Linked DNA regions of Mus musculus: region 2 is linked to region 1. A link is a loop called in an ENCODE intact Hi-C map of the cell type or tissue named here. Cell type or tissue: left cerebral cortex. All regions are shown on one strand. Each heading gives the region's core, and the rest is flanking DNA. Links, peaks and the distances in the headings are about the cores only. Region 1 overlaps She (src homology 2 domain-containing transforming protein E). Region 2 holds the start of Il6ra (interleukin 6 receptor, alpha).

Evidence for each region. A loop is a pair of places that touch in the nucleus more often than their neighbours do. Peaks named below come from ENCODE experiments on the same cell type or tissue, not always from the same donor. Only the 100,000 strongest peaks of a DNase experiment are listed, where the experiment ranks them.
Region 2: a loop joins it to region 1, with 2.4 times the contacts of the local background. A loop is called at or near these places in 15 of 42 quality-filtered maps.

Annotation. Positions count from the first base shown.
Region 1 is chr3:89,858,687-89,868,822 of GRCm38, reverse strand. It overlaps She (src homology 2 domain-containing transforming protein E), which reads right to left. Exons shown (of 6, transcript NM_172530.3): 6 at 9,977-10,136. Among named protein-coding and RNA genes, the nearest start is that of Gm46811, 8.4 kb to the left of the region's middle. In left cerebral cortex, for the core only: CTCF peaks have their summits at 4,976 (motif pointing left) and 8,653; DNase peaks (open chromatin) are centred at 1,017, 2,979, 5,007 and 7,507; H3K27ac peaks cover 1,736 bases.
Region 2 is chr3:89,908,848-89,918,673 of GRCm38, reverse strand. It overlaps Il6ra (interleukin 6 receptor, alpha), which reads left to right and starts at 5,478. Exons shown (of 10, transcript NM_001310676.1): 1 at 5,478-5,719. The coding sequence starts at 5,635. In left cerebral cortex, for the core only: a CTCF peak has its summit at 5,852; DNase peaks (open chromatin) are centred at 5,741, 6,008, 7,254, 8,778 and 1 more place; H3K4me3 peaks cover 1,446 bases; H3K27ac peaks cover 1,154 bases.

The sequences.
Region 1 (10,136 bases), core at 696-8,695:
TTCTAGTTCTAAGGTTCTTAGATGTTTGGTCCTTCTGGCATTAGTGAAATAGCTTTAAACTATTTCAAGGGAGAAGCCTTGGCCACACCCACGACATTTGGCCGACAGTCCTTTCTCTCCATGAGCCTTGCCTTCCCACCTGGCTGAAAGCTCACACTGAATCTTTCCTGTGTCCTTGGTGTCTTGGGAGAAAGGGAACCCCGGTGTGGGCTTTACTGCCGGCATTGGCTTGGAGCCAGCGTGGAGCAGAGCCCAACAGGGTGGGCCAGGCTTAGTTATGGTGTGCCGGTTTAAGGAATGCCTGGTTTGCCTGGTTGCCTGGGCTCCGAGCTAGAGTTTCCTAGTAGTTCTTTATGGCTGACCTAGTTGGGAAAGACTCCCATACTCAGCTTCAGGTAGAGGTGGTGAGAAACCTTTTCCTTTGTAGAGGCAGCATCATCCCAAGAGCCTACAGTGAGGTGAGGTGGGAGGGGCAGGCGCTGGGGAGGGTCTGCCAAAGTGGGAGGGGGCAGGCCAGCTGGGGAGGGTCTGCCAAAGTGGGAGGGGGCAGGCCAGCTGGGGAGGGTCTGCCAAAGTGGGAGGGGGCAGGCCAGCTGGGGAGGGTCTGCCAAAGTGGGAGGGGGCAGGCCAGCTGGGGAGGGTCTGCCAAAGTGGGAGGGGGCAGGCCAGCTGGGGAGGGTCTGCCAAAGTGGGAGGGGCAGGCGCTGGGGAGGGTCTGCCAAAGTGGGAGGGGGCAGGCCAGCTGGGGAGGGTCTGCCAAAATGGGAGGGGGCAGGCCAGCTGGGGAGGGTCTGCCAAAGTGGGAGGGACAGGCGCTGGGGAGGGTCTGCCAAAGTGGGAGGGGGCAGGCCAGCTGGGGAGGGTCTGCCAAAGTGGGAGGGGGCAGGCCAGCTGGGGAGGGTCCTGGGGCTGGCGCTGGGGAGGGTCTGCCAAAGGTCTCTCCAGCCTCTGCTGCTAGTGTAGTTGGGTGCCAGTTCCAGGAAGTTTCTATGGCAACCTTAATGCGCCTTAAGGAACACTGTCAGGTTTGTGAACATATGCTCAGATGGAGATCTTGTTTCCAGGGAAAGGACTGGTACAGTGTGTAGCAAGCTGGAATGGACAGAGAGACTTTGGCAAGAGATCATATCCGTTAAAAACAGGATACCTCAATGCTACATGTTTTTATCTTTGAGACAATATTTTTAAGGTTTTTACGCTCTGTCCCCTGTGAGCTGATACCTAAGACCTAAGTCAGTGCTTTTTTAATGCCTTTTTGCCCTCTTGTTTGCTTTAAAGTGAAATTTGTAACTGTTTGGAATAAATAATTTCTAAAGTTGCACGTGAGATGTTCTTCTGCTTTGGGAACCTGGTCATTAAAAGGAAAACCTTCCTTCCATGATGAGCGAGGAGTAAAGAATGAGGAAGGCTAACTAACTAATTAAATAGGACTGTCTCTGAGGGCACAGCGGCTCAGTCCTCTAACCCGGCTCGACACTAGGAAGGCAGAGGCGGGAGGATTTCTCCAAGTTTGAGGCTAGTGAGGCCTTGTATGTCACTTATACTGCCCTCACAGACAGACAGACAGGCAGACACACACACACACACACACACACACACACACACACACACTAAACCTGGGACTAGCAATTTCTCAAAAGGTTTTAGTTAGTAAACATTCTCCCCAAACCAAGGCCTGGGATTTCTGGAAGGAAATCAGAGGCTCATGTGTCTGTCACGTTTGCATTGTTCAGCATTACCAGATAGAGGCATGTTAGAAAAGTGAAGGAAGGCCCACTACTTAGGTGTGTACTGGACTATGGAGGTGAGAATGGGATCCTGAGAGCCATCCCGAGCTTTCTTGGTCATCAGATGGCTGAGTCTGTCCTCCACTGAAAAAGATCTTGGGCAAGAAAAACTTGGGACCCAGCCTTCTCTATGTCCCAAACAGAAGGAAACCCATCATGTGGATGCTTTGCAGGTAAGAGTAGGGGTGGCTGCTGAGGGCCAGCCTCAGCTTGGTTTGGGTTCTGAGAGAAGGGGTGTCTGGGAGCAGTACAAACAAATAACTTGAAGTCTAATCGTGGGTCCAAGCTGGCTCTGTGGTTGAGACAGCTAATTTTCTGCTAGCTGAGAGAGACCATTCTCTCTGCTAGTAAACATACTTCCTACAAGCTCTCTGGATAGCTCGTGGGTTTTCTGACCAAAGTCAGAAAAGCTGCTATATATATATAAAAAAAAACCTCTTGGATATTCTAACCAAATCAGAAACCCTGTTTGAAAATTTCTAAAATTAATTCTTGGATTTTCCAATCAAAATCAGAAAGAAAAAAAAAAATCTCAAAGAGCCGTGCGCGCTCTTCAGACAACCTTCTCTGAATAGCTTCTGGAAAACATTGTAAAAGAGCGACGTCGGCTCTCTAAGTAACTCTTAGTGGTCAGAAATCCCATTAGAAAAAAATTCTAAAAAGCTGAGTTTGCTCTCCATGACTTTCCAGACTAAAATCAGGAATCCTGTTAGAAAAAAAAAACCTAGAAGAGCTATGTTCCCTCTCCAGAGATCTTCAGACAGCTCAGCTCTCCTTGGTAGAGAAAAATTCTAAGAACCATTATTGCTTTTTGCCAGCTCATCTCATGCAGCCCAAAAGCCTAGCTTTTTATTTACATATCAATTCAGTCATTTATTCCAGGTTCCCTCTTGACCACCCCGGGGAATCCACACTCCAGGACCTTAGCCCCTTGACTCACAGGAAAGGGATAGCAAGTCCATTTTTCCCCCTCTTTTATTAACATTGCAGAAGAATTCAGAGATCTGCCTGCCTCTGTAAACATAGCTGGGTGGGACCTTGTCCTGAGAGTACCATCTCCCACCACTCTTGGACCTAAATTTGCTCTGACCCAGGCTGACCTTGAACTCAAGAATCTGCCTGCATTTGTATCTGCCTGTCTTTGCGTCTCTCTGGCAAGCCGGCTCACAGTGCAGCCGCCTCTGCTCCTTCACATCTGTGAAGCTCCTTATACAATTCATACTGCATTTTATATTTTTGCATAGCTGAGAAATTATACATTTCTGAACATGTCTTTAGAGTTCTTGTCCTGAAGATCCCAGTGTTTAGCATTTTGCTGAGACATTAGTCACACCTTCCTATCCTGGACTCACGGTGTCTCTGATTATCATGAAATCATTAACGTTAACAGGGAGGACATTCCTTGGAGGAACATGAAAATATGTTCATTATTATACAAACAAGCCTTACTCCCACAGCAGCCGTCAACTCTCGTGGAGGCCCACGCCTGCTGGCCCTGTTCCAGGGGCAGGAACCATGTCGTTTTGTCTCTATCAAGGCCATGCCACAGCTGGTGGCAAGAAGTGTGCAAAGGCCCCCAACTCAGATGAAGCTGGGGTTGGGTGGCACCCACTGCCCTTCACTTGGACCCCTGTTCCCGAAGCACAGCTGTTCTTCTCCACCCCAAGGCAGGTGCTGTTTCCTTAGTATGAGCTCTGGTCCCATAGCTGTTGGTGACCTTGATGCCCCTTTCTGCAGCCGTGTGCTCTCCAACCCTGAACCACTCTCTCCAGCAAGGATCCCTGTGTCCTCATTTGGTTTGCTAAACTGAGGCTGGCAGCCGGCCAACTGGGAGTCTGATCCCCCGGGCAAAGGCATAGCACTTTCAGGGGTGACTTTGAAGAGGTCTGAGCACCAGGGGAGGTCACAGAGAGGAAGGACAGAAATCGGTTCCTTAAATTTTTCTCCCCTTTGGTTTTTCTGAGATACGGTTTCTCTGTGTGGCCCTGGCTATCCTAGAACCTGCTCTGTAGATCACAGCTGGCCTTGAACTCAGAGATCTGTCTGCCTCTGCCTCCAGAGTGCTGGGACTAAAGGTGTGCGCCACCACAGCTCCGGCTAGATCCTTAAACTGAACCAGGGGCTTCCCTTTCACCTCTGGACTTGCCGTGAGACTTTGATGCTTAGTTTGTATACACTTTAATGGACCTTTGAAAACGCCTCCCATTCTGTCCGGGATCGCAGGGCTCTGTCACATGGAGTACAGGAGGGCAAACAACCTTAAGAGCCCAACCTGAGAGTCTGAGTTGGATCTTACAGAGGCAGCAGAAGACAAAGTTTTGATTCTGGAAGTTTCTAACTATTTCCCTTAAGTTCCATTCCCAGCTCTGCTGGCCTCTTTGGGGGGACCTGCACACATGTGACAGGCACAGACAAATAAAATAAAATAAAATAAAATAAAATAAAATAAAATAAATAAAATAACATGTGTTAAAATCTTGGACTGGAAAGATGGCTCAGTGGTTAAGAGCACTGGCTGCTCTTACAGAAGGTTAAAGTCAATGGAAAACCCAGAAATCTCGGAAATGTTCATGCGGAGCGCTTGGAATAAAATCACAGCCATTTCTGAGAAATATCTCTGTTACTTAAAGTACCTTACTGAGAAGGTCTTACTTAAGGGGAAGAGTCTCCACCACTGGCTTCCTGTGGGTGTGTCTCACGGGGGATTTGTTCCTTTAGATCTCCAGAGATGAAAGGAGACCGAGGGCCCCTTAGGAGACTTTTGTTTTATTTTTTTCTTGACAGAGTCTTGCTATGTAGCCCAGGCTGGCCTGCAGTTCACAGTTCTTGCCTCTCAGCCTGACCCTTGTGGGAGTTACACCCAGCCAGTTTTAAGAAAAACAAGTTCTTGGTTTTATGGGCTGGCCTTCTCAACTCTAGCCCACTTGTGTTCTCAGGACTCCCCTATTCCCCTTGAAATAAACGATCACTATTTCCATTTCTAGCCAAGTGTCCTTGATGCAATCTTCTGGCCTAGGACAACAGCCTGGACCCAGATGCCCTCTGAACTCTGACTTGAAGCCTGAAGTTAATCATGGTTCTTTATTTTCTCATCTCTTTTTTGGATTCTAGTTAAAGCCTAAATATAGTTCTGAGACACTTTGGGTTTTCTTACTGGTTCTTGACCGTCAAGCCAAACTCAAAGGGCAGGACTTCCTCCTTCTGGCAGCTGACGGGATCTCTACTTTCCTGCTTGTTTTTGTTGAGTCAGAGCCCTGGCTGTCCTGGATCTCACTATGTAGACCAGGCGGCTGTTCATGAATTCAGGGAGATCCACCTGTCTCTGCTTCCCAACTGCTGGATTAAAGGTGTATGCTACCACAGCCAGCCTTGCTCCACTGTCTGTCTGTCTCTTTCCTTCTTTCTTCCATTTTTTTTTTAAGATCTATTGATGTATGTTATGTATATGGGTGCTTTGACTGCAGATGTGTCTGTACATCAGAAGTGGGCATCAGATCACATTGAAGATGGTTGTGAGCTGCCTCAGGCTGCTGGTAGTGAAAGTATAACATCGTAAAAACAGAATTCTAGGCCTTTAGGCCCAGGCTTGGGAATGTGGCCTTTGTAAAGGTAATCATAAAAGAAATAGCGACATTCCTCCATCCACCCGCTTCCTGGGTTCAAAGAGTGCTCATTCAAAGAAAGTCACCCAGAACCTGCAATGCAAATGTGCTATTGTTGGGGGCTCTTAAAAACTGTCTTGAGAGTTAACAATTACCAGGTATTCCTTGTGACTCTTGTAACTTTACACTTCCTTGTGACTCTTAACTGGTATCTTTGGTATCTTCCATCAACGCCCTCCCCACTTCCTTAAGTTGTGGTTTCTTCCTTTAAATACCCCCTTACCCAGCTACTCGGGGCGCCACGGTCCTCTACCCCTGCGTGGTGTATGACCATGGGCCCGAGAGCGCTCTTGAATAAAAAATCCTCTTGCAATTTGCAGCAAGACCCGTTTCTTGTGGGTGATTTTGGGGTGTCACCTCTCCTGAGTCAGAACATGGGGGAGTCCTCACGTTGTGGGTCTTTCAGGAGAACCTCTGGAAGGGCAGCCAGTGCTCTTAACTACTGAGCCATCTCTCCAGTCCCTGCTTTACTGTGTCTCAACCAAACTACAATACGAGGTTTTCTGGAGCTTCCAAAACAACAACAAAAACCAAAGCAAGATCCCTAAACTAAGTTCTTTCTTTCTTTCTTTCTTTCTTTCTTTCTTTCTTTCTTTCTTTCTTTCTTTCTTTCTTTCTTTCTTTCTTCCTTCCTTCCTTCCTTCCTTCCTTCCTCTCTCTCTTTCTCTTTTCTTTCTCTCCTCCTCTTTTCTTTTCTTTCTTTTCCTCCCCCTCCTCCTTCTCGTTGAGTTTTCTCTGAAGCTGAGAGTGACCTTGAGTCCCTGATTTCCTGCTCTTCCTCTCTTCCAAGGACGATAATGTCCTGGGAGTTGGGTGGGGCACTATCTCAGCCAGGCTGTTTGCGGCAGCAGTGCAGGGACCGGTGGCTGCTGTGCAGCTCTTCTTGGGGACAGCTGCCTCGGACCTGAGTTACAACCAGCAAAATGGCCTAAGAACAACATCTGTGAAATCAAAGCGGACCTGGGCTTTCTCTTTCCCTTTATGTGTATTACGTAGCAACATTTTCCGTGAGCATTGTTTCTATAATGAAAGGAAACTTTTCATTAAGAAGCTATAATCTCATCTCTCTTTTTGTCTTTGTTTCATTTTTTGGTTTCCTGAGGTGGATCTCCTATTATGTAGACCCAGCTCTGTAGACCAGGCTGGCCTTGAACTCACAGAGATCCACTTGCCTCTGCCTCCCAAGTGCAGGGATTAGAGGTGAGCGCACTGTGCCCTGCCTCCCTCTGTGTTTTTAGTAGGTTAAACTGTCTCAGAGCAGTTGTCTATGAAGGCCAGGCACAACACAGGCCTGTGGTTCCAGCTCCTTGGAAGGCAAAAAGATTATTTGAGCCCAGGAGTTCAAGGCTAATTTGGGCACCGTAGCCGGACTGAGTCTTTAACAGCCAATTGGGCATCACACACACTAAAATTGAAACAGCACAGAGAAAACAAGTGTGGGCCCTGCCCAAGGATGCAAATGTAAACCCATCTTTATTTTAAAAAACTGACCAACCAAAGAAACCCAGCAAGGGAACAAAGCGATTAGAGTCAAAGTCTCCCAAAGACATTTGTCCTGGAGGGGATGGTAGGTATGAGGTGACTCACGGTACCCTCTACTAAAGCTTGATACTCTGTTTTTAAAAGACAAGGGTTGTAGAAGCGATGTTTTAGGTGGAAACTCAGTTTAAAATAATCCAAAATGAGCACATCTTTGTTAACTCTCTGTCTCTGTCTAACTTATTTCTACTTTTTTGAGAGAGGGTTTCATCATGTAGCCCAGACTGTCCTGGAATGCGTTATGTAGACCAGGCTGTTAATTAGCTCTCAGTGGATGCCTTTTCTTGCCTCTACCACACCGGTTCACTCTTTGACAAGTCAACTGGATTAATCTGCAAGTGCAGTAATGCAGCTTTAAATGTAATTATTTCGAATCTGTTGTCCTATTCCTTTGTACACACGTATCAGAAGGCAAAGTGAGTCATTGAAAAGCCACGGAGGAAGCATTGTGAGTGAATGGTGAGCTCACTGTGACTCACAGTGTGGGGAAAGAAACTGGAACTGACCCTCCAGCCTCAGAGCAGAGCTCCTCAGAGCTTCAGCAGTCTGCCGGATTTCACAACCATCTGGGCCCAGGGGGTGTAGAAGGGGGAGGGGCTCCTGGGATAGGGGAAAGGCTGCCAGGAGGCCACCTGCCAGCCTCAGCCTAGCTTTGTCCTGGAGGGAGAGTCCTCCCTGTGTCTGTTTCCTTTGCCCCAAGTCCACTGGGATGCAGTCCAGAGGTGTGGCTGAACACAGAGGGCCAGTGCCTAGTTTCACATTGATGGGTAAAAGTAGGGGCTGCTTCTTCTCTTTCTAAACCGGCCATTCTTTCTCTGGATCTGGCTGCCGCAGGGGCATGCTCTCTAGCCTTTGGTCCAGGTTTCCTGGAGAGCTCAGACCTCCAGGGCTCTGGGGGAGAACTCTGCTCAGCACTGCAAACCTATACGTCCTGTTGGCCTGATATATTTCCATTGTTGGAGAGTAGAGTGGTGTGGGCTAGAGAGATGGCTCAGCTGCTAAAGGCTAGGCTCACAACCAAAATATAAGGGAGTAGAGGTGTGTTTTCAAAACTCAGTATTTATTCTGATTTTAGTGTATGAGTGCTTGCTTGAATGTATGACCACAGAGCCCATAGAGGTGTGGCTCCTGTGGAACTGCTGTGAGCCACATACGTGCTGGGAAGGGAAGTCTGCCCAAGCAGCCGTGCTCTAAGCCTGAGCATCCCCTGGACCTCACCTTACTGACCCTGTTCTGCAGACATGAAGGGTTCTGCAGGTGGAGTAGATGACCTGGAAGGGAAAGTAGAGGTGTGGCTTGGCATGGTGGCACACACTGGCTATCCCAGGACTAGGATGGTAGAGGCAGGGGGACCTTAAGTTTGTAGAGGCTTGGACTACATTAAAAAACAAAAACCAAATAAACACCACCACCACCCTGTCTCAACACCAACACTGACAAGCAAACACCTGGATTTGAGGCAGACCTGGTCTGCCCGTTGCTTCCCATGTGACTAACCCAGGACACATTGATCAGCTGAGCATTGAGATCCTTATTTGAAAAAGGAGGCTCCTTACACCTTCGCCCCTTCACAGTGCAGGAATCCAACACTCAGGACCTGAACCTGGGCTCTTACAAATATGTTCAGTCTGAATTCTAAAAAAGCATTACTCTGACTCCCCAGATGGGGCAGAAGGAGCATTGCTGCATGTAAACATCCTCTTTCCTTACACACGAATTCAGAAAACTGATAGGTACTTACAGCACCTGGTGGCAAATCGTAGCTATGCTCAGTAAGACCAGATGCTAGATGGCTCAGTGGTGAAGAGGACCAACTCCACTCCCAGTACCACATCTGGGGATCCAGAACCCTCTCCTTCATCTGCAGACACTGCACACATCCACACAAATAAAAATAACCAGGGCTGGAGAGAGGCTCACCAGTTAAGGGCACATACACGTCCATGTGCTAACTACTGCTTGTAGCCCTTGCTCCAAGGGACTGGATGCCTCTGGTCTCTGCAGAAAGGTGCACATACCAACCACCCCTCTTCACATCACTAAAAATTGGAAAAAAAGCCGGGAGTGCTGGAGGCACTTTAACCCCAACTGTGGAGAGGCAGAGACGGGGGTAACTCTGAGTTCATGGCCAGCCTGGTCTAAAAGCAAGTTCCAGGACAACAGTTATATAAGTAAAATTCATACACATACATACATTCACACACACAGAAACATACATACACAATCATACATACATATACTCACAGACACATACATATACACACAGGCACACACACATAAACATATATTCACACACTCACCCACATATATACACATTAATACACATATATACAAACTCACATATATACATACACATACATACACTCACACATAGACACACATACACACATATACACACACACAGACACTCACACACACATACACACATACATACAAAAACACACACTCATACTCACAAACACACACACACAGACACATACAGACACATACACATACACACACACCTACACATATACACTAATACACACATACACACACACACATACACTCTCTCACACCCATTCACATGAATCTAATTGTGATGCTCAAAGGAGGAGAACAAAGGACATGCTGGGGAAGACTAAGCCACAGAGGAGAACCACACTGCTCTGTATTCTCCAGGGATACAGAGTGGCAGGGCTGTAGAGGGAGAAGTGAGGGGGAGGCTCAGCTGCTGGCTGTTCGTTGCGTTGGAACACTCTGGCATCAGCAGTTTCACAGAACACTCCAGTAGGTGTCTGCACAGGAAGTACTTTTCATGAAGGGAGGCGATTGTCAGGATGAATGGGACCAATTCACTGAGCGGGGTACAGCTCAGTGGCAAAACCCTGGCACATGCAACCCAGCTCCACAACACAACAAAACCAGCAGACAGACCCACGACCGACGGACAGACTGATGGACCGACCAACCAACCAACCAAAACAGCAACTAACTGAACAAAGCAAATGACTGTTTTCCTGGCAAAGCATTTATTGAAAGTAACACTTCAGGGTAAACCATCTTCCGGAAGGCACACAGCTACGCTGACCGGTGAAGAGAGCCAACAATTTATAAGATTCCATTATAATAACAATTGCCAAGGCACCTGCATTACAACCTTTTAAAT
Region 2 (9,826 bases), core at 1,827-9,826, 49 kb before region 1:
GATGGCAGTGTAGTGGGTGAGTCCTGGTGTGGTCACAGATCTGCCAGTCAGCCTGGCTTTACCTCACTACTTCCCTCAGAGCTATCTGGCCCTTGTGACAGATCCACACACAGGTGAGGAGAGAATACAGTGTCCCTTGCTGAGAATAGAAGCAGGCCTGGAGGATGGTGTGTGCTCTTAGCAGACTAGGCCTGGAGGCAGGTTTAAGGAGATTTATTTAAAAAACAAAAAACTGGTGGGGTAGAGTGTGATGATGAGTTTCTTTAACCCCAGCACTGGGGAAACAGAGGCAGGAGGGTCAAGAAAAACTCAAGGCCAGCCTCAGCTACCTGAAAACCTGTCGAAAAACAAACAAACAAACAACAAAACAAAAACCTCACTCAAACAACACCCCCACCTGTAACCAGGATAGCCGGTGTCTTAGGGCTTTACTGATGTGAACAGACACCATGGCCAAGGCAACTCTGATAAGGACAACATGTATTTGGGGCTGGCTTACAGGTTCAGAGGTTCAGTCCATTATCATCAAGGTAGGAACATGGCAGCATCTAAGCAGGTGTGGTGCAGAAGGAGCTGAGAGTTCTACAACTTCATCTGAAGATGGCTAGCAGAATACTGACTTCTAGGCAGCTAGGGTGAGAGTATTAAGCCCATACCCACAGTGACACACCTACTCCAACAAGGCCACACCTCCTAATAGTGCCACTCCCTGGGCCAAGCATATACAAACCACCACAGCTGGGATTCCACATCTGTTGTCCACATTCATCTTTAGAAAACAGTTCACTTATGAAGTCCTCGGTTTCCTTGTCAAATAAGCAAGAGAAGCAGAGCCTAAGACTACAAAATCCCTTTTGGAGAAGACTAAAAACAATCTTACATCTTTTCTTTATTCTTTAAGGCTTCTAATAGGCAAACTTTAAGGAGCTTAACTTTAGGTAGGCCAGAGGGTGAACAGCCTGAAGTCGCAGCCCTGGGGAGGTGACAGCAGTAGGGTTGCAAGTCTGAGCCTGCCTGGGCTCCAAAAGGTTTAATTTTTTCAGGTCAAAGGTAAGATGGGCTTGCTTGCTGGTTGAGTCAGCCAAGGGTTTCTCCCTCTAGGGGACATGAACGGTAGCTGCACTTATGCAGAAGGGGGATTGAGTCTGGGGGCCCCAAGAAGCGTTTCCCTAAACCAAGTTCTATAACTCCCTCTTCCCTCCTGTGCAACTCCTCAGTGCCTGCTGTGGTGGGCTAGACAGGTGTCCCACAGTCAGTCCTGTGTCTACTGAGACCTCCCTCAGTGAGAGTCCTGGACCAGACCTCAGCCTAGTCTTGACAGCAGCTATGGAGTCTTTATCAAATCACTTCACCTCTCTAAGCCTATCTGACTCTCAGGACTGAGAAACTCAAAAGCAGCTATATTCTTGAGAAAGAAAAAAAAAACAACAAAACAAAACAAAACAAACAAACAAACAAAAAACCTTGCACAATGTCCCAAGAGAAGTGCCCTGGTTTGGATGTGAAGTCCTGTGTTCCTTTGCTGCAGTCACACGGGCTTGTCTGAATTCCCTGCACAGGGTACTTTAGCCTCACCTGCCGTTCATTTCTGCTTCCTGGAGGCCAGATGTCTCCATTCCCAAGTTGAGATTTATCTGATACACTGTTACACCAATAGGAGGGTCTTTTCCTGGAGTTGGCAGGCACCCAGGAGGGGCTGGTAACTCCTGGGGACAGGTAGCAGGAGTCTGACTTGGGGTGGGAGGTTCATGGGGTGGGGGTTGTCAGCAAAGCTCATACACACAGGTTTGATTTCTCTCCTCCTTAACAGTGTTGTCGTAACAACCTGGAATGTTGGCTGGAAAACTGAACTTCCACTAAGTGTAGAGTTCAGACAGCCTCCAAGGAGGAAAGAGACTGCTCAGAGCCCTGAGGAATGTCTTTCCTTACCTTAGATAGAGATCTTCAGTATGTGTTGGGCCCTTCAGCAGGAGATGCAGAGATGAGTTCTTCAGGGTGACAGGGAAGGCAGGGTGGTAAACAAAGTCACATGGCATTTGGGAGGAACACAGGACTCTGGCACCCAAGCTAACCAGTGGATGACAGCTTTCTTGGAATTGAGGAAAGAGACCATTGAGTTTTCTGAAAAAGACAGCCAAGTCCAGGTTTGGCTTTTTTTTTTTTTTTTTTTTTTTTTTAACTTGTGGATTACGTTGGGCCCACACTTGGGGTAATTTTATCTTTCCTTCCTGGATACTGAGGATACATGTGTTCACAGCTATGCTTGGCTTTTTTTTTTTTTAATAGGGTCTTGTCCAGCGTGGCCAGAACCTTGCCACGTTTCCCCCTTAGCCTCTTCAGTGCCAGAATTACAATCATCCACCACCGTGCCTGTCAGAGACGAGTGTGAGGGCAGAGTAGGGTGTAAGACTAAAGGAAAGGAAGGCCTGGCCAGAGGATAAGCTTGAACAAGGCATGCAGATTAGAAACCACGGACATCATTGTAGAAACTTACCTACACGCAAGGCTCTGGTACAGGAAAGAGGGTGGGAAAGTGAAGGTGGACTCTCTGTGTAGCCCTGGATGACCTGGAACTCACTCTGTGGACCAGGCTGGCCTTAAACTCACAGAGATATGCCTGCTTCTGCCTCCCAAGTGCTGGGATTAAAGGCAGGAGCCATCATACCAGGACTTGAAGCACAACACTAATACTTTGTATATTATAAATTCTTACCACACAAATCAGTAAAAAAGGCTCTGAGATGAAGTAGAAACTTGAGTTCTTTGGAAAGTCAGTTGTGTGGCATGGTATTTTGCTGGGGCAAACATGTGACATGAAGGAGTATTTTCCTGAAGCAGACACAAGGTAAAAGGATGTTTTGCTAAAGCAGACCCGTGAAAGGACCCATGATGTAGGATTCTTCTCTAACTACATGCAAGGATCAGTTCACCTTACATTTCATTGTTGAGCTCCATTTGTTGTGACTCCATAGAGAGAAACATACTGGAAACGTTTCTAGTGGTGTTCTGGTGGCTTCTTGCTGCTTCCATGGACTCGGGCAGAGTGATGTCAGCTGATACAGACTCAAGTGGAGTTTTGCTAAGACAGACTCACATACTGAGGCGAGACCCATTTGAGAACACGTTATGTTTGGAGAGCGGATAACTAAGACTCAATGGACAGTGGGAAAGGGCTTGCTTGCATAGCTAGCTTTGCAATGCTTCCTGGTCTTCTTCGCTGATCTTCACTTTGTTAAGAGAAGTAAGGCAAAGAACTTCTCCAGGCCTAATCACTCCTGCTAACTCATGCAGATTCGGCCGAGGCCTGGCTGTTTCTGCTAGGTTGTGCCAACACTGCTGTTGATTTGTGTTTGTTATCCTGACACTACCGACCTGGACTGCTGCTATATTCATCAAGTATTTGCAAGTGGATGGGATTTGCTCCAAAGAACAATTTCTAGACAGATCCACCTCCTAATATCCTAACTACCTAATTCCTGTATCCTAATAACTTTCCATTTCCACTGCCTCTAGGAGGGAGGTTAAAGTGTTTAAAAACCATCATTAAAATTAGGGTTGAGAAATATCTAAACAACACAGAGAAATTAACTATAACTTGCCCAAATCCTACAGCTATCAAGCAGTAGACCTGGGATGGGAACTAAACTCATCTGACTATGGAACACCCCCCCCCCCACACTCCAGGATCAAAACGGGGTGGATGGGGGGAAGCCACTTGGCCAGGGTTGCCGGGTCGTGTCTGAGATGTCTGCTCTTGCCTTCAACATTCCTTCTATCTGAGCTGGCAGCCTTCTGTAGCCTTCCTGTTTCAGGCCAGCAACTTGTCTCTCTGCAATTATTTTCAGGTCTCTGTTTACCACAGAAAGGAAGGAGGCAGCACAATGAGAGTCTGTTGGAAATTAATTATATTTTTAAGATAGGGCAAGTTCCACTATGCTTGCCTCGAACTCTGGATCTTCCTGCCTCAGCCTCCAGAGTTTTGGGATTACAGGTGTGTACTACCACATCCTCTTGCTATTTAATCCCATTTTAAATAGCAGGAGAAAAAAATATGTATTTTTTTTAGACAGGGCCTTAGACTCACAGCTATTCACCTGCTTCTGCTTCCCAAATGCCTGCCCCACCACAGGGAGAGAGAACAACCATGCCTTTCTCTCCGACTTATAGCGTGGCTGAGGAAGTGCCATCAAAACCAATCCCATTGTCCTGGGTACAGGTTTGGTTCTGACATCCACAGAGAGCGGTGGATGCCTAGGTCTGAGGCCAGCATGTTGCTTAAATAAGGTCATGTCTTATTTAGGGGTTCAGCCAGCACACACACATTCCAGTTGCCCCATGGACTCTAATCAGCTGAACCCTGAAATGGAAGAATACATTAAAACATACTGGTGTAGGTCCAGGGCTCCCCATCTACATTTTCTTTTCTTTCTTTTTTTTTTCTTATCCCTTCCCTTCTCCCTCTTGCTCCGGCCCGGCTCGCTCAGGCCCATAGGTTTTATTTGTTTCTCATTACAGATGGTTGTGAGCTACCATGTTGCTGGGATTTGAACTCATGATCTCCGGAAGTCAGTCAGTGCGTTTAACCGCTGAGCCATCTCACCAGCCCTAAATTTTCTTTTCAGTGTGTTTCTTTCCCTCTGCATTTGCATGGGAAGCTGCCCTGTAGCTTCAAGCTCTGTAGCTTGGAAGGGAACCTTGGTGGAGTCTGGTAAATAGCAAACGCCGGTTCCTTTGTGTCCAGTCAAGTCATGATGGGTAATCAAAGCCCTACTCCTTGTTGAGCAGTTAGGCTCCAGGTACATCGACAGTGTTTCCAGGAATCTTTATCATGGGCTTAAAAATACATCTCTAATAGGTGAGAAAACTGAGACTTCCGGATCGGGATAGCAATCTTGAGGAGGGTAACACATGTGTCTCTGGGCCAGACTCAAAAGCGCACACTGGTTTCGTTGCCTCTGCAGTAGCCTTCAAAGAGCTGCTCCTCCACTGGAAGATGAGAGGAAATCTTTTTCTCAGGTTATGGACGCCTAAGTTTTCCTTCAGACCAATTAAATCACAATCTCTGGGCTCGAAGCAGACATCGGTGTCTTTTCGGATTCCCTGTTTGATTCCCGTAAGCACCCAGGACACTGACCTGCCTTCTACTTTAACAGCCAGAGCCACTGGCTGGCGCTCATGAAAGCAAAACTCAAGCGGAGGCGCGGATGGAAGGAAGGAGGGGGATATTTCTCCTTATCTCAGCGTCAAAACCTGGGGAGGGGCCCTGGTGGGGGTCCCTGGGGGCTCAGGTGTGGCGCGGCTGCAGGAAGTAACCCCCTCCGGTGGCCCGGAGCGCTGGCCGATTGCGCCATCCTACTGGGCTTTCGTAACCGCGAGCCGGGGCTGCCAAGAGGAGCTTCAGCACCGGTTCCTCAAATGTTTCACTGTTGCCAGGACGGCCGGCTGCTGTGTGTCACGTGCATGTGGGAAGTCGCGCCCACACCGATCTGAGCCACGCCGGGGCGAGCGCTCGCAGTGCGAGCTGAGTGTGGAGCCCGAGGCCGAGGGCGACTGCTCTCGCTGCCCCAGTCTGCCGGCCGCCCGGCCCCGGCTGCGGAGCCGCTCTGCCGCCCGCCGTCCCGCGTAGAAGGAAGCATGCTGACCGTCGGCTGCACGCTGTTGGTCGCCCTGCTGGCCGCGCCCGCGGTCGCGCTGGTCCTCGGGAGCTGCCGCGCGCTGGGTAAGAGGAACCCGGAGCGGGCGTGGGGAATGTGACACTGTCTGGTTCCGTTCGCAGAGTGAGCCCCGCCGGTACCGGCTGCTAGCCTGGGCTGACTCACCTGTGCTGACGCGGTGGAGGTTCGCGCGCCCCCTGTTGCGTCTAGCGCCTATAACTGCGTGCTCCTGTCTGTGTCTGGCCAGTTACCTCAAGTCTGAGTACAGGACAGTGTGTTTTCCTGAAACCTGACTCTGGTGTCTGGTTCCCAGTGTTCCCAGTCTTACTCAACTGCATCCCGGGTCGCTCCAAAAAGAGATACCCAGAGGGCGCGCCCTAGTGGAACAGTAGTAGTCCCTTCTGGAGAGTCCTTTATGCCACTGGCTCTCTCTGCTTTAGTTGTGGCACCTCGCGTGGCTTTCCTTAGTTCTACTACATTCCATGTCGTGTGTAATGACAGTGACCCGACGGTGAAGGGTCTGACATCATGGGCTCTGAGTCATGGGTGTTCCCGCCTCACAAACTTACTCCTTTAGCCAACTAGCCCTAGCATGCAGAATGCCAACACCCACATCCATCCCAATCCTGTGAGTTTGACAGCAAAGGATGTGGGACCTCTTGGAACTGTGCCTCCGCCCCCTGCCCCAGCCCTCCCTGATTAGCAGGTGGACCAGGCGGAGGGTAGGGTAGGGGCACTGTGTTTACCTTCCTTGCACTCTGCCTTGTAGGTCTAGGCCTCTCTGTGGGCTCTGGCTTCAGGCCCAGCAGCCTGCCTGGTCTCTTCTGGAGGAACTGGGAGACTGCTTCTCTACAGGTTATTTTAGGGGCTGAGGGCTTATTCAACAACATAGAAAGAGCCAAAGGACATGGGGGAGATTTATCCTGTGCTGGTCGTGGGGACAGTGGCTTCCAGGCTTTCTTTCTGCCTGGAAGGTAGAATTCCTCAAGCTTGGTTTGTTACCCCTACCTATATTTTCTTTATATATATATATATAAAGAAAATATATATATATATTAGACAGGCTCTCCCATAACCCAGGCTGGCCTCAAACTTGTGCCTCTTCTGCCTCTATCTCTTGAGTGCTGGGATTTCAGGTATTAACCCACCCTGTATTTTACACGTTTTTAATCCTCTACAGGATTGACATAAAGCTTTGGGAGGAGCCTGAGGTTCAGAGAGATGCAATGGGAAGCATCAGGCCCCTCCGTGTCTCAGTGTTCTCCTGTGGGTACAGCTGAGGGCGTCTGGGGTAGGCTGAGCACCACTATCATCTGGTGGGATTCTGGGGGAGAAGACACTGATGAAAGAGAAGATCCCCGCTTAGCTGTTCATGGTGCCAGGCAGGACTGAGGTCCTCTCTTCCATCTTGGGAGAGCAGGACTGGGCCTCTCTGCCTGTCTCAGTTACTACTCAACATACCCCAGCGCCCCCACCACCACTTCCCTTTGTTCCTAAGGAGCTGCAAGGCACTTCGGAGACAGCGAGTTCTGTTTTCCTGTGGTTCAGAAAGGACACCCAAGGGTGGGGGTGTCTTCTGACCCAAACAGCCTTTAGAAGGCAGAACTGGGAGTCTGGGGAGGAAGTGAAAGCCCTGCCAGTTTAGAAGGAAGAGGCAGAGAAGTCCCCAGCCCATCTCCCACACCCACACTTGCACAGCTACAAACTGGAGAGTGACAATCAAGAAACAAGCACCAAACAGGAAGTGTGGAGCAAATGACTGAGATGTTTGGCTTTAGAGAAGTGAGGCCAGATGGAGATGGCTCTCTGGGGGGGAACCCATGGGTGGAAGATATACATAAACATATATATATGGGCAGGCGAGATAGCTCAGCACACGCACACACACACACACACACACACACACACACACTCTCCTCCATCCATCATCCTTAGTGGGTTTTTGCCTTCATGTATTCATGTCTGTGTGAGGGTTCCAAATCCTATGGAACTGGAGTTACAGTTGTGAGCTGCCATGTGGTGCAGGGATTGAACCTGGGTCCTCTGGAAGAACAGCCAGTGTTCTTAACTGCTGAGCCATCACTCCAGCACCAACAGGTGGGATTTTCATAGTCTGCCCCTCCAGGGCCTGCTAGGACTCCTGTGTCTTCTTCCACCTGGGGCCCAGGACCAGCTGGGACTGAGGCTTCTGCCAGGTCAAACTTTCTAGGCGCTGCTGACTGAGGACAGGCTGGGCATGGGTGGCTTCAGTCCCCCTTTCCTTCTGTAAGGCAAGAAAACACGCAGCAGCACCGATGCCTATGTATCTAAATCTCCTCCTGACTTCTGAATTCCCTCTGGGACAACCTCTTTCGGTCTACAAAACCTACCTGTATTCCTAGCCTCACCCTGAATCAGTATTTTTCTGAAGGATATATTTTTTATCTAGCATCAAATTTCGGCTAGGAAGGATAGATCTTTGTAAAAAAAAAATCACAATTTTTAAAACATTAGGGTTTGTGGGTTTTTTGTTTGTTTGTTTTTTTTTTTTTTTTGATATTTTGAGACAGGTGTTTCTTTGTGTAGCCCTGGCTGCCCTGGAACTCACTCTGTAGACCAGGTTGGCCTTGAACTTAGAGGTCTTTGCCTCCTGAGTGCTGGGATCAAAGGCCACGGTACCCAACCAAAAATGACAATTCTTGACCCCTGGCCACTCATTAAACATGTATCAGAAGAGCAGAGAGTGAGGTCTACACTTTGAAAAAAAACAAATTGTTCCTTGTGGCCCCTGGGCACTGGCTTGAGGACATTTGCCTAATGGTCAGGATGAGTAAAAGACCTTCTTCCCCTGCCAGGTTCCCTGTGACCAGAAGCCTCTCCCCGCCTTGGCTCTGCCCCTCCCCTTGTTTATTCGTTGCAACACATATTTATGTATTCCCTGTAAAGCCCTTGGGGACCAAGTGGGATCCGTCATGCACACTCCACCCTATAAAGGATCCTGAATGTGGCCAAAAGCAAATCCTGAGACAGAGCCAGTTCAGTCTCTCTGACCTGACACTGGGTACCAACTCTCCAGGGACAGATTGTCTCAGCAGTCAGCTAGACAGAGGAACCCTTCTGACTGGGACCCTAAAGCAACAGGAGCCTGCCTGTTCTCTACCCCATCTGACTGGCATCAAACTGTGCAGGCGCAAGTGTGGCCATAGCTGGGTTATGTAAACAAAGTAACTTCAGAGCTTCTGGCTTCAAACAGATGTCTCCTTCAGCAAGCTTTCCATCTGCCCCTGCAGGCCTGAGTGCCACCACTCAGTCATCAGCTTGAATCCAGGGCTAAAGCTATCTCAGATGAGCCAGTAAGTGAGTTTAAGCTATTAAACCTTAAATTAATAGAAAAAGTAAAATGGGCACATGAGATGGCTCAGCAGATAAAAAAAGGCATTTGCTGCCGACAGGGCTGATGAGCTAGGGACCCGGCGGGGGGGGGGGGTGCGGGGGGGGGGGGAGGTGTTACTCCCAAGGGTTTCTGTTTCTCTGGCCTCTACATATGTACTGTGGCTAGTGCATGCACATAAACAAACAAACAAATAAATGTAATTAAAACAAAAGCTGTGTATGGTGGCACATGCCCTTAGTGCCAGAATCTCTGTGAGTTTGTGGTCAGCCTGGTCTCCACAGCAAGTTCAAGAAAGAGGAAAAAAGGGTGATTTCTAGATGTGCTTGATGGTGTAACTCATATGGGAACTTGATGCAGGGGGATTGCAAGCTCTAGGTTAGCCTAAGCTACAGAGACAGGGTTGGGGTGGGGGTGGGGAGTAGGGGAACCCTCAAAAAAAAACACAAACAAACAAACAAAAACCAGGACAAATCTCTGTCCTTCATCACGCCTGTCACTTGCAGTGCGCAGTGGCTAGCTGTGGCTGGTGTGGCTGTGCATGTCTGCTCATGGGGCTTTCCCATAGCGGAGGGGAAGTGTGTCGGGTGAGGGGCTAGAGAGCTATGCGGTGTCTTCCAGACACCTGTTCCACCTGTATGCATGGTGCTCTGAGGGGGCATTGGAGCCTCTGGAACTGGAGTTACAGATGGTTGTGAGCTGTCTTGTGGGTGCTGGGGATCAAATCCTGCTTCATTGAAAGAACTCTCTCTTTTTGGAGACAAAGTCTCACCACGTAGCCCTGGCTGGCTTGGAACTCTCT